Regions from separate parts of the Homo sapiens genome. Here region 1 is linked to region 2. Evidence: read pairs that join two places in POLR2A ChIA-PET (ENCODE). Cell type or tissue: GM12878. All regions are shown on one strand. Links, peaks and the distances in the headings refer to the core of each region. The heading gives the core; the rest is flanking DNA. Region 1 overlaps LOC102724497 (a long non-coding RNA gene). Region 2 has its middle 21 kb from the start of HK2-DT.

Region 1 (6,920 bases), core at 1,119-5,118, 80 kb after region 2:
ATAATAATATAACATTTTATAATATAAAATAATATAATGAAATAATATATAAAAAATATAAATCTGAAATCAGAACAGAAAGAAAGTTATATCTCTTGTAGTTCATGAGAAAGCCAAAAGATAAAGTTTAAAATTGATGCCTCAAACCAATGATACGCACATATCAAATAGAATAAAAATAGAGATAAACGGCAAAGAAAAAAACTTAATAAGAATAAAGGAGTGGATGGGGCAGGAGACTGCTGTTTTTTCATAGGAGACTTCTGTCATTAACTTTTAAAGATATGTGTGTACTGCTTAGATAAAAGGAAAAATTAATTTCAAGAAATTAATGGCTGTGGTGGAAGTAGTCTGGAAAGGTTCCAGCAGGAAGAGCTGCTACATTCTGTCACTGAATTTAATCATTGAGCTACTCTCGACCCTGGGATGAGGCCAAGTAGACAGGCTCCTTTGAAAAGGGAAACCAATGACTCCTTCTGATTAGAGAAGGCTCGGAGGAGAGGGGGTTTGGGAAGGACCCTGCTGTGCACACCTGCCATGGCCATAATCTCTCTCTCTTATTCAATTTTTTGCCAAGTCACTGGGAGCAGGAAGCTGCTTTTTCTATTATATAGAGCAACAAAGGGGATGAGTGGTTTGATAATGAGGACTGATAACTGTCTAATACAGAGAAAGCCTGGGCTTCCCAAAAGCTTTAAATTACAACTTTGATCGCACTGATCAGGGTTCTTGAAGTTGCAGCTGGGACATAGAGAAGCCACAGAAGATGCAGTCTGAATGTTTTCTCAAACACAAAGAAAGACCTGGAGTCAGATTAAACAAAGATTTCCAGCTATTGAAGCAGATCAGTGGCGGGGGCGGTGGGGAGGTGGGAAACTAAGAGATGTTTCTGTGTCTTCAAATCTTATTATAAATTGCAGGTTGCCTTGTGTGTAAAGTGGAGATTAGAAATCGTTTAATTGCTGTTCAGTTTTAATGGAGAGTTTTATTTTAGTCAGAAAAAAACACAAATGGGTTATACAGGATGTGATAGTTTATGACTCAGTTAACCATACTTAGGAAAAACCTGTCTGCTTGGATCATAAGTCCAAAAGCCAGCCTCCACTATTCACACAAGTGGCAGCTTTACCTGGGCTACAGGCCTGGTGCCTAGGAGGAGCAATCACCTTACAGTGGCATTGCCTAACCTAGGACTTGGTGAGAAACAGCGTGTCCCTTCTGAGCCTGTGTATATTTTCAAACTAGGCTGTCTCAAGCCAGATGTATTTGTATATGTTCATCACAAATTCTGATTGAGGTAATGCTGACTTGATTCTGCAGACCAAAATTTACTGCATCTCAGATCTGTTTCAACAACTATTCCATTAAGATCCTTTGAACATCACATCTAATGTCCATCCAGTTAGGTAGTGTGGGGGTTGGGGTGGGAGGGGTTGAGGCCTGGCCTTCTCACCCCAGCTCTGCACAACTCTGAAAGTCACGTCTAGCTTCATCACTCTCTATAGGATCCATTGAGGGCGTTGTAACAACATCATAGCCAAGTTCTCCCTCTGCTCAATCCTGCTTTCTTCCTGCTTCCTGATTTTAGGAATACTTCCTAATTCATGTGTGCATACTAATCTCTAAAAAACAAACAAACAAACAAAAAACCCAGAAAACTCTTTGAACATTTAGTAAGAGCAGTAAAGATCTACAAACCAGAGATTATGGTCGTCATTTCCAAAGAGGTTTTTTTTACCAGACTTTGGCTGGTTTTTCATAAGCTGTTTTAACTAGATGCTAAATATCCCCCTCAAAGTTGATTTGATTTGGAAAAAAAAAAAGACAAAAAGATGGGCTCAGGACATAAATACAATGTGCAGTTCTACCCTCAGTAGAATGAACAAACCTAAATTCTCAGAGGTATCTTACATGACTTTTTGTGACTCCACAGATCTGAAACCACTATCTCAAACTGCAGAGCTCTTGGCTCCCTCAGATAACCTGTGGCAAAATCTCCCCTCATTACTGATGAAGTTTGAGATTTTCCTGGACTCTGGCTACCGTGGCCTGACCATTAGTCAAGAGATAGTCAGTCAGGGCCTCTTGTGCTCCCTGGGGGTATTCATGGTGGAGGAGGATATTAGCAGCATGGCTGTCTACACCAGCAATTCTTACAGCAGGTCATGGTGGAGTTCACGGGCGTGCACATGTGAGAAAGAAAAGGCCTGCCTCACTCCCTCTGTTACCTGCCTTCCAACTTCCTCTAGGAATAACATGCTAACAACACAACTTCCTCCACTCGGGTGACCACATACTATTCAATTACTGCTAGACTAGCACCATGTATTAAGTGATTAACATGTGCTAGGCCCATTTCTTATCTTATTCAATTCCCATAACAATCTCCAGAGAACATGGGTACCCTTTCCCAGATGAGAAAACAGAGGCTTTTAGAGGTTAAGTAATATGCCAAAGACCACATGGAGTTGGTATTCAAACTTATGCAATCTGAGCAGGCATCCTGTTTCTATTTATTTATTTTATTTTATTTTATTTTATTTTATTTTATTTTATTTTATTTTATTTTATTTTATTTTTATTTTTTAGATGGAGTCTCGCTCTGTCGCCCAGGTTGGAGTGCAGTGGCGTGATCTCAGCTCACTGCAAGCTCCCCCTCCCAGGTTCATGCCATTCTCCTGCCTCAGCCTCCCAAGTAGCTGGGAGTACAGGCATCCGCCAACATGCCCGGCGAATTTTTTGTATTTTTTAGTAGAGACGGGGTTTCACCGTGTTCGACAGGATGGTTTCAATCTCCTGACCTCATGATCCACCCGCCTCAGCCTCCCAAAGTGCTGGGATTACAGGCGTGAGCCACCACGCCCAGCCTTCTATTTATTTTTTTATAAATAAATTCAACTTGGGTTTCTGCCACAACCAAAAGAGTGTCATTCAATACAGAAAATTAATGTGATGGGCAAAACACGAAACCACAAAGCCAAAAGAAGAACAGGCAGCTGGGTCTCAGAAGCTTCTGCAGCCGCAGGGTCACACGCTCAGGGCTTCACCCCTTGTTTCTATTTCTCTACGTGTGTTGGTTTCTGGCACTGAGTGGTTGGTGATATTTTGGACGAGGATAAGTGTTTCTGTATTTCTGAGATTAAAGGTGATTTTCAATTTATTTTAACATTTTTTCTATCACTTTTTTTTGTTTTCTGCAATAAATTTATTTCTTATGTGATTTTTTAAAAGGCGTGAAGAACACAAATAAAATCAAAACAAACTCCAGAGTGCTCACTGTTCATCCCCTAACTGCTAACAATCCCAGAAAATACATCGGGCAGACTCCTAGATGCAAGAAAAGTGGACTGAATGTGGCTGGATAATATGCTGAAATGTCCTTTTTTTCTCTCTCTCTCTTTCTCTCATTTTCTTTTTCCCTTCTTCTTTCACCCCAGTTTAAGGAGTAGCCTACTCCATCTCAGAGGAGGTATGTCATGGGGCAAAATATAAAAATAATATGCAAAATACTTTCCTTCCTGGATTTTAATCCCAAGAACTTAAACAATAGAGAAGGGAGAAGAATTGAGGATGAAGGTAGAATATGTGGAAAAAGCATGAGCAGAAAAGGATTTCCTCAAAACTCAAAAAAAGACTTGCCAGGGAGGGAGTAGGAGGCAATAGTTACCAAAAATTAAGCTTTTTCTTCATTATTTTTTTTTCTTCTCCCCGCCCCGCCACCTTTTTTTTTTTTTTTTTTTTTTTTTGCTAGCTCCATACTAAATAATTATATAAAACTTTTTAAGGCACATTTCTAGTAATTCATACATTGAAGCATGTAAAATTATACATGGAAAGCACTGACATAAGGAAATATTTCAGCATCAACTGCAGAAGCACCTGAACAGGCACCCCCACCAAAAATATTTAGGAAGCTCTGCAGAGAGGAAAAAAGCTATTCGATCAAGGATCTGGGATTATTTCTACTTTGAAACTACTCATTATTAGAAATAACTACAGAGTTCTAGAGACAGAGATTAAGAAATAAAGTCCTGCAAAGATATATTTGTTACTCTGCTTTCTTAAGAACTTATGGGAATTACACATTAATGTTTTGTTTTTGGTTTTGTTTTTCCCCTGCATAAATGCCTCTGTTTTGGTTTCTGCTTCTCAGCTTCTGAATGTCACCCACCAAGAAGCTGTGAGCTGGATGCTCCACAGATATGATATACAGAGCCTTCCCTGCTGGCCTTTTTCCTTCCATCTGGAGATCAGCCCGGGTCCATAGGTAAATCACATCTTCCTACCTAATAATGACCAACTGCTAAAACCCAGGTAAGAGTACAAGGCTTGGAATTGGGGAAAGGGAAAAGGCAGCATTTTATCAGCTGATTCAATTTTTTGTTTGTTTTAAAGGCTTTTTAAAAATAAACTTATTTTGGAATAATTTTAGAAAAATTACAGAAAAGTTGCAAAGATAATACAGAGAATTATCATATACCCCTCACCTAGTTTCCCCTAATGTTACCATCTTATATTACATGGTACACTTGCTAAAACTAAAAAAAAAAAAAAAAAAAAAGGGTACATTATGATTAACTAGCCTTTATTCAGATTTCACCAGTTTTTCCACTAACATTCTTTTTCTGTTCCAATTCAGGAAATCACATTGCATTTTGTGATTTATAATTTTTAAGTTTAAGCTCTATTTTTACAAAAGTTAACATGTCCACAATTGAAAAAGGAAATGATCATACATGACTTATGAAAGGCAATCTTCTGCCCAAACCCTCCTTGCTTCTAATTTTCTCCTTCCAACAGCAAACAATTTCAACTTTCTCACTTTTTTCACCCTCTCTCCCTCGGTCCAGCCACACTGTTCTCTGAACATTCCTCAAGTATGCCAAGCCTATTCACATTTAAGGCCAAATCTTTGCTCAAGTTTTCTCTTTGTCATGTCTTCTTCCCAATAAAGTCTACCCAGACAGACCACTCTATTTAAAATTGTGGAGACTTCTGGTTCTGAAATGGCAGAACCAGAAACGAGTGTAGAAACAAGCTGGTGTAGAAACAAGCTGGCTTCACTCACCCCAAAGAAAACCAAGATCAAATATACAGTGCTGAGATTATCACTAGCAATAAATTATAACTCAAATATGAAGATGAGAAAGTTCTCCTGGCCTCAGAGAAGCGAAAAAAACTCCAAGCAGATGGTAAGAGACTTGGACTTCCATATCTGTGACACCCCTTTCCCCAGTCTGCCTAGCACAAAATGCATAGAAAATTTCCCCTGACGCATGGTTTCTACACTGGAAAAAGTGAGTTGGGGTGGACAACCAGCTTGCCCACCCTCTTGGTTCTCTGTCAGGAGACCTGTCCCTGCCTCAAACCACAGGATGCACTGGGAGTGCTTGAAAGGAGAAATCACCCTAAGGAAACTGAGGAGGCAGGACTACCATCTCCAGCTGTGAAAACTGCTCTCAGCCAAAGAAGACACCAAATTAGAGCAGCACCACACTGTAGGTTTGTTCCACATATCCTTGGGCATAAACTCTTAACCAGCCTTTCGATATTACCAGGATATTCCCCCTTGAGACCTACCCCATTCAGTACTGGTGGTACTCTGGTTGTTTAATAGAACCAGGGCAAACCCGGGCTTAAGGCACCATTTAGTGCCAAAAAGGAGGCAGCAACCTAGCAGTGGAACATAAGAAAGAAAATCAACTGATAAATTACAAAGAATCTCTAAGCAAACATACCCAATAAAAACCAAAACAAGCCAGACAAAGAAGACTGGAATAACTAATCCTTCAATGCAAAAACATAGACATACATCCACAAGAAACGGCAGCCAGTAGAGTGCTATGACTGCCTCAAATGAACAAAGCAAGGAACCAGTAACTGACCCTAACAAGATGGTGATATATAAACTCTCTGACCAAGAATTCAAAATGGCAGTTTTAAGGAAACTCAGTAATTTCCAAGATAACATGGAAAAGCAATTCCAAAATTTGTCAGAGAAATTTAACAAAGATATTGAAGCAGTTTTTTAAAACACAAATCTTGCGGCTGGGTGCAGTGGCTCACACCTGTAATCCCAGCAGTTTGGGAGGCCGAGGCAGAAGGATCACTTGAAGCCAGGAGTTTGAGACCAGCCTGGCCAACATGGTGAAACCCCATCTCTACTAAAAATACAAAAATTAGCTGGGCATGGTGACGCATGCCTGTAATCCCAGTTATTCAGTTGGCTAAGGCATGAGAATTGCTTGAACCTAGAAGGCGGAGATTGCAATGAGCCAAGATTGCACTGCTGCACTACAGCCTGGGCAACAGAGTGAGACTCTGTCTCAAAATTTAAAAATAAAATAAAATAAAGTATAAAAAATCACAAATCTTGAAACAGAAATACGTTTACTGAACTGAAAAATTCATTAGAGGCTCTCAACAGCAGAATGGATTAAGCAGAAGTAAGAATCAATGAGCTCAAAGACAGGCTATTTGAAAATACACAGAGGAGAAATGAGGAGAAAAAAAAGAATGAAAAGAAATACAGGTCACCTACAAAATATACAAAACTACCTCAAAAGACCAAATCTCTTTTTTTTTTTTTTTTTTTTTTTGAGATGGAGTCTCACTCTGTCGCCCAGGCTGGAGTGCAGTGGTACAATCTCGGCTCACTGCACTGCAACCTCCCCCTCCTGGGTTTAAGTGATTCTCCTGCCTCAGCCTCCTGAGTAGCTGGGATTACAGGCATGCGCCACCTTGCCCAGCTAATTTTTGCATATTTAGTAGAGACGGGGTTTCACCATGTTGTTCAAGCTGATTTTGAACTCCTGACCTCATGATCCACCTCCCTCGGCCTCCCAAAGTGCTGGGATTACAGGCATGAGCCACCGTGCCTGGCTCAAAAGACCAAATCTAAGGATTACTAGTGTTCAAGA
Region 2 (6,920 bases), core at 1,137-5,136:
TGCCTCAGTGCCAGGCAGAGTGGGGGCCAGAAAGCCTTGCAGGAGAGGGAACCACATGCTCACAGGCACTGAAGCAGGAAATATCTTGGCAAGAACATGCCTCTGTGAGAAGTAGAGCAGGGCCAGCATAGATGAAGGGGGCGTGAGATGAACCTCAGCTCCAGGGAGAATCTGAAAGGCTATGAGAGGAAGGTGGGATTTTTATTCCAAGTTCAATGGGAAGCCTCTAAAGGGTACTAAGCAGGTCAGTGGCATGGTTCAGTGTGTGTGTGTGTGTGTGTGTGTGTGTGTGTGTGTGTGTATACATGTCATATGCCACATAATGATATTTCAGTCAACAATAGACCGCATATACAACAGCAGTCTCATAAGATTATAATATCATATTTTTACTGTACCTTATCTATGTTTAGATACACAAATACTATTGTACTCCAATTGCCTACAGTACTCAATAGAGTACCATGCTGTACAGGTTTGTAGCCTAGGAGCAATAGGCTATACCATACAGCCTAGGTGTGTAGTAGGCTCTACCATCTAGGTTTGTGTAAGAACACTCAATGATGTTCCCATAATGACAAAATCACCTAATGACGCATTTCTCAGGACATATTTTCATTGTTAAGAGACATGTTGACTGTGTATATATACAGCATTCCTAGGTATCTTCAAGGAATTGCTTCCAGAACTCCCCAGGGACACCAAAATACTCAAATTCCTGATATAAAATGGCATAGTTTTGGCATATAACCTACACACATCCTCCCATATACTTTAAATCATCCCTAGATTACTCCTAATACCTCATACAATGTAAATGCTATGCAAACAGTTGTACTGTATTGGTTTTTTAATTTGCATTATTTTTATTGTTGTATTGTTATTTTTAATTTTTTTCAAATATTTCTGATCCGCAGTTGGTTGAATTTCTGAATGCAGAATCTGCAAATACAGAGGGGTGATATTTTAATCACTCAGGCTGTTGTCTGGAACAAGGATTGGAAAAGAGCAGAAGGGGAACTGGTCAACCAGTTAGGAGGCCACTGAGCCAAACAGGCAAAAGATGATTGTGGTCTGGCAAACGATGATGGCTGTAGAGAGGGAGAAAAGCGGGTGGAGTCAAGACATGTTTTGGAGATAGAACTGACAGCACTTGCTGGTGGATTGGATATGAAGGATGAAGAGCGACTCCAGGTTCCTGACTTAAGCAAGTGAGAAGTACCCTTTATTGAGACAGAAATATGGGGAAGAATGGATTTGATGGATAGATCTGGAGTTCCATTTCAGACATGCTAAACTGAAATGCCTGTGATAACTCAAGCGGAGATCACAAGTGGACAGTTACATGAGTTTCTGTTCATATCAGAAATCTGGCTGCAGGTAAAATTTGGGAGTTGTCAAGTTCACTTATATTTAGAGGCATGGGAAAGGATGAGATCCTCTACTGAAGGGGTGTGGACAAAGAAGCTTTCATTCCTAATGTGCTTGAACTTTTTTAGTCTCTCATACATTGTGGACCACACTATAGAATGTTTTCCTGCAGCAGCTGGGAGCAAGTCTTCACCTTTGTCTTTGACAGTACCGACAGCGAAGCTACCTTTCTCTCCTCACCAGCAGATGTCTGCCTAACTTGATGCTTATAGAGTGCTGGGCTAGAGCACAGTGCCTCTTCTCCAGGGTCTCAGATCTTCTGCATGTGGGATTTACTTTCCACCTCTTTAACTCTAATCCTAGGTCTGTTTACACATTGATTAAAAGGTCCTTAAATTGTTTTAGGACATAAAGATGTTTTTCTATTTCAAGGATGGCTTGGAAATAGAGATGAGCATACAAGGGAATGTGAGAGCATGCAGGATCTGTTTATTCTTCTCAACTCTTCTGTTTGTTTGAGTCCCAGTGTATGCTGGGTTTGATAACCAGGACTCAAGGAGAACTGAACCACCGACAGCTTTGTTTACTAAGGGTATACCAACATCCCTCTGTGGATCTGACATTTATATGCCTTATAGAGAAGATTTGGTTGGGTTTTTCTGTCCCATCCGATGTGGATCACCTGTACTAAGAGCTAAATTTTTCTCCAAGCCACCTCACAATGGGTTGAGCTCCATGATGTCCAATCTATACCCAGTCGCCTTTGGTTTGGGTAATGATCCCTGGTTCAATCAGTTATTGCAGCAGAAGCAAAGTTAGTTTCACTTGATATACAAGGCGGGTCCACTGCAATAAGACGCAGCCTCTGCTGGAGACCTCTAGACTCAGAAGCGGGTAAGGGGATCCCCTTTAGAGATCTGGCTCAAAGGAACTACAGTTCCTCGTCCCATCTGCAGAGCTGTTTTGACAAAACTCATCATATCTGTAGGTTCCAGAGTGTGACTCTTCAGTGTGGTGAGATTATAAAGTAACAAGACTGGTAGCTTAGAAGAACCCGCAAGATATGGAAGTACTTTCTTCAATTGCCTCATTAAATCTTTCACCATGATGTGTTGGCTGCTCTATTTTACAACTGCTTTCTGCAAAGCTCTATATGCATTTTATTTCTTTCAAACTTGAGAAAATTATTTAGGAGAGTTTCTGAACGTTCCTCATAGACCTCTTAATTTTGAGTTTAGCAATTTGGTCCAAGTAAATAGGATTGGTTCAGTTTTACAAAATTTCAAGCTACTAAAGAAGCTGAGAGCTTTGAGGTAAGAAGAATCAAAGTAACTTAAAGGCATGGTCAGTGAAAAATCATTAAACTAGCCATGCATAGACAAGTAGAACTTCCCTTCAGGGTAGAACTTCAGATACCTAGTGGTCAGATATCTGAGACACTTCAAAGAATTCCAGTGTGAGAGAAGACTTGACCTTTTAGGTCAACTGGAAAAGTCATCTAGTATGATGGGTTCCACGGAGGAAAAAGATATGGAGTGAAAGAAATGTGTCTTCTCTTCAGCTCAGCATTATCAGAGCCTTGTCATGTTAGGAGACAATTCTTCACAGGTCTCTGGCATTTGTGCATATCTTAGAGTCGGAGCACTCCCTGCCTCTATTTCAGACTATCTTTTCAAGGATGTCTGTGCAGCTAACAGCCCTGGAAGGTATAGTGTCTCCCTCCAGGGCAGGGTCAGGTTTGTTTACGCCCAGTATTAACAAAGATAGTATCTTTTTTCAGGGCAAAGTTCAGGTAGGCTTATTGTCTGTCACAAAACATTTTGTTTTTCTGAGACAGGGTCTCCCTCTGTCACCCAGGCTGGAGTGCAGTGGTGCAATCTCAGCTGACTGCAACCTCGACCTCCCCGGCTCAAGCCGTCCTCCTACCTTAGCCACCCAGGTAGCTGGGACCATAGGTGCATGCTACCACCCCTGACTATTTTTGTATTTTTTGTAGAGATGGGGTTTCATCATGTTGCCCAGGCTGCCTCCAACTTCTGGGCTCAAGCAATTCTCCCACCTCAGCCTCCCAAAGTGCTGGGATTCCAGATGTGAGCCACCGCACCTGGCCCATCACAAAAGATTTGAGTTCACTAAGCCTGGAATTCCTCTCTTATAATGTAACCCACAACAAGTGCAAGAATTACCTGGGTCTTTTGTCACCCTGTGGAAATTGAGGTTTGAGGAACCAATGCAAAAATAGGGATACTAGGCTGCTGCTATTACTTAAGTACTAACCTGTTCTTTGCCTCTGACCCAGGAGTCTTCTGTCTTCTGTTGGCATCTGTGAGTCAGGCTTGTTAGCTTGCAAGTACAGCAAAATCTCAAATCCTTCACAATTCTCGACAGTCAGGGATCTGTATAGGTCATTTTAGCCCAGGACTCAAGCTTATTTTTGTTAGCAATACCAAGAACTGTGTCACATAGACACATGGACACACAGGGGGGAACAACGCACACTGGGGCCTACTGGAGGGCAGAGGGTGGGAGAAAGGAGAGGATCAGGAAAAATAGCTAATGGATACTAGGCTCAATACCTGGCCGATGACATAATCTGTACAACAAACTCCCTTAACACACATTTACCTATGTAAAAAGCCTGCACATCCTGCACATGTACCCCTGAACTTAAAATAAAAATTAAAAAAGAAAAGGCACTGTGTTGGAACTTTCAAACAAAACTTTTCTGACAGCCCAGATAGAAGAGTTGTTTTACTTCTGATTCTCAGACTGCATGGACACATGCACAGTATTGTACTTTTTGTAAGACTCAAAATTCAAATCTTCTTCCAAAAGTTCCTCCAAAAAGTCTCAGCACTGAACAAAGTTTAGGGGACAGGCAGTACTGTCCATCCGTAGCAGAGGCCACACAACTGGACCAGATGTTTTCAAGTTCTCCTCCCTGATGGCAGCCAAGAACCTCACCCCACAACCACCATCAAGGGCTCTGCTTTCTCTTTCCTGGCTGGGATTGGGCTCTTCCCCTCTCCTCCCTGTTGCTTCTCCCTCCTAAACCCTTCAAATCCATCTCGCTCCCTTCTTCTCCACCATCCACACCTTCATCATCTCTTTCTAACCTGCCTCTAGCCTTCAGCTTCTCTCCTGTCAATCAGATCCTACACTGCCATCAGAGTTTACAACTTCCTTGAATCCCCATTGCTTTCAGCAGTTTTTGAACCAAGCAAACTTGATGGCTGCTGGTTTCTGTTTGATATTTTGAACTTCTGCTAAGATTATTTTGAAAAAAAAACAGGGGGGCAGGTGCCACTGCTTTAAAACTTTTTGGAAAAACACTAGTAACCTGAAGGATAAACTTCAAAGCCTTTAGCTTATTGTTCAAAGCTCTTTATAATATTGCCCCATCCCTGATCTTGCTCCCTCCCTCAAAATCCCTACACTTCAGCTGCTCTTCCTACACCCACATCACCATCTTACACACCTAAAATTTTGCCACACTCCTGTTTTGATCAAGCCTTACTGCCCACGGGATGAAGTCCAAGTTACTTCAGCTGGTGTTTATCACTCTCCCAGTTCCACCCTGCCCTAGCCTCCTTCCTGATGCAAACTCTTCTATCCAGCAAATTTGATTTCTTCCCAGGGTAGTGGAAACTGGGCTCCTCTGAGCCTTCTTTGAACCTTTGCTTACATATGGCTGCACCCTTTCTCTATTGTCCCTCCCCTTCACCCTGGTCTACTCCCATCTTCCACCCCAGACACAAGACATATACAACTACAATGGACAAAACCATCTCGGATCACTCCAGCCTATGCAGAATGCTCTGTGTGTGTGTGTGTGTGTGTGTGTGTGTGTGTGTGTGTGTGTCCAGCCTATCTGTTAACTCCTTGAAGGCAGAAACACCACACTCTTCTTCATACTCCATCCCCCCTCCCCAACACCCACACACATGCTCAGTACCTGGCAATAGCAGACTCCCAGTAAATATAGGTTGCTTCATGGATCTCAAGAATCTTTCCTGTGGCTCTCCCCACTTTTCCCACTTGAGTAACACAAATTCCTGATGCACCATGCTCTCTCTGATTCGACTCATGCTGTGTGCTACCCCATCGTCCCATTCTCAACCTGGAATGCACTGTCCTCTTCCCCCTTCATGAGCATTTCTACTTATTCTTTAGATGCAGTTCAGTGTCACCTTTTTGTCTAAACCAAGTTCTGTGTCATCCTAGACAACTTTAGTCATGAGGTTGGTTCATTCTGCGTCTGGATTCAGACATAAGCTCCTTGATCTTATGGTTCATTTCATAGACTTATATCAAATTTTGTAGCTCCCCCCAAAAAAAAGATAACACCCCACTCACCTCCAGGAGCCTTTCCACCATTGCTCTTATCATCTTGTATTATTATTGTCTGCTTCTTTGACCACCTTCTTCTAAAAGATGAGGAGCTTCTTGGGGGAAAGGACTAGGTTTTATCCAACTTTGTGCTCTCAACACATCACATATTCTATGTGCTTAATAAATACTTCTTAATAAAAATGTGAATTTTTTCAGCTACTCAACTAGGATAGTTAATTTTATGTTATTAATTTTTTTTTTTTTTGAGACGGAATCTCGCTCTGTCGCTCAGGCTGGAGTGCAGTGGCGTGATCTCGGCTCACTGCAAACTCCGCCCCCACCAGGTTCATGCCATTCTCCTGCTTCAGCCTCCCAAGTAGCTGGGACTACAGGCGCCCTCCACCACGCCCGGCTAATTTTTTGTATTTTTTTTAGTAGAGACAGGGTTTCACCGTGTTAGCCAGGATGGTCTTGATCTCCCGACCTCATGATCTACCCACCTCGGCCTCCCAAAGTGCTGGGATTACAGGCGTGAGCCACTGCGCCCGGCCTTATGTTATTAAATTTTAAGGACTTTATCTAATTGGATGAAGCCCACTGCATAATGAAAGGTAATCTGCTTTACTCAAAGTCTACTGATTTAAGTGATAATCACATTTAAAAGAATAGTTTGTCTGGCCGGGCGAGGTGGCTCACGCCTATAATCCCAGCACTTTGGGAGGCTGAGGCGGGCGGATTACCTGAGGTCGGGAGTTTGAGACCAGCCTGACCAAATGAAGAAACCCCGTCTCTACTAAAAATACAAAATTAGCCAGGCTTGGTGGCACATGCCTGTAATCTCAGCTACTCGGGAGGCTGAAGCAGGAGAATCACTTGAACCTCGGAGGCGGAGGCTGTGGTGAGCTGAGATTGTGCCATTGCACTCTAGCCTGGGCAACAAGAGCGAAACTCCATCTCAGAAAAAAAAAAAAAGAATAGTTTGTCCAAACATCTTTAGCCTAATGAAGCTGAAACAGAGACTTCAAACCAAAAACCAAACATATTATTTATTTATGCAAGTAATACATGTTCATTGAGAAAAAGCTAGAAGACATAGATTTTTTAAAAGCTATAACCTTATAATCTAGAACAATTACTGTAAATATTTTTATATTTGTCCTTTCAGATACTTTAAATGCATATGTAGTGTATGGTTACAGTTTTCCTTTTTTTTTTTG

What was found. Peaks named below come from ENCODE experiments on the same cell type or tissue, not always from the same donor. Only the 100,000 strongest peaks of a DNase experiment are listed, where the experiment ranks them.
Region 1: POLR2A ChIA-PET joins it to region 2 with 6 read pairs; 3 of 35 experiments call an interaction of 5 or more read pairs at or near these places.

The regions. Positions count from the first base shown.
Region 1 is chr2:74,729,379-74,736,298 of GRCh38, reverse strand. The region is part of intron 2 of LOC102724497 (a long non-coding RNA gene); the gene reads right to left. Among named protein-coding and RNA genes, the nearest start is that of SEMA4F, 79 kb to the right of the region's middle. In GM12878, for the core only: no CTCF peak of the experiment used is centred there; a DNase peak (open chromatin) is centred at 3,041.
Region 2 is chr2:74,809,238-74,816,157 of GRCh38, reverse strand. No RefSeq gene overlaps it. Among named protein-coding and RNA genes, the nearest start is that of HK2-DT, 21 kb to the left of the region's middle. In GM12878, for the core only: no CTCF peak of the experiment used is centred there; no DNase peak of the experiment used is centred there; H3K27me3 peaks cover 153 bases.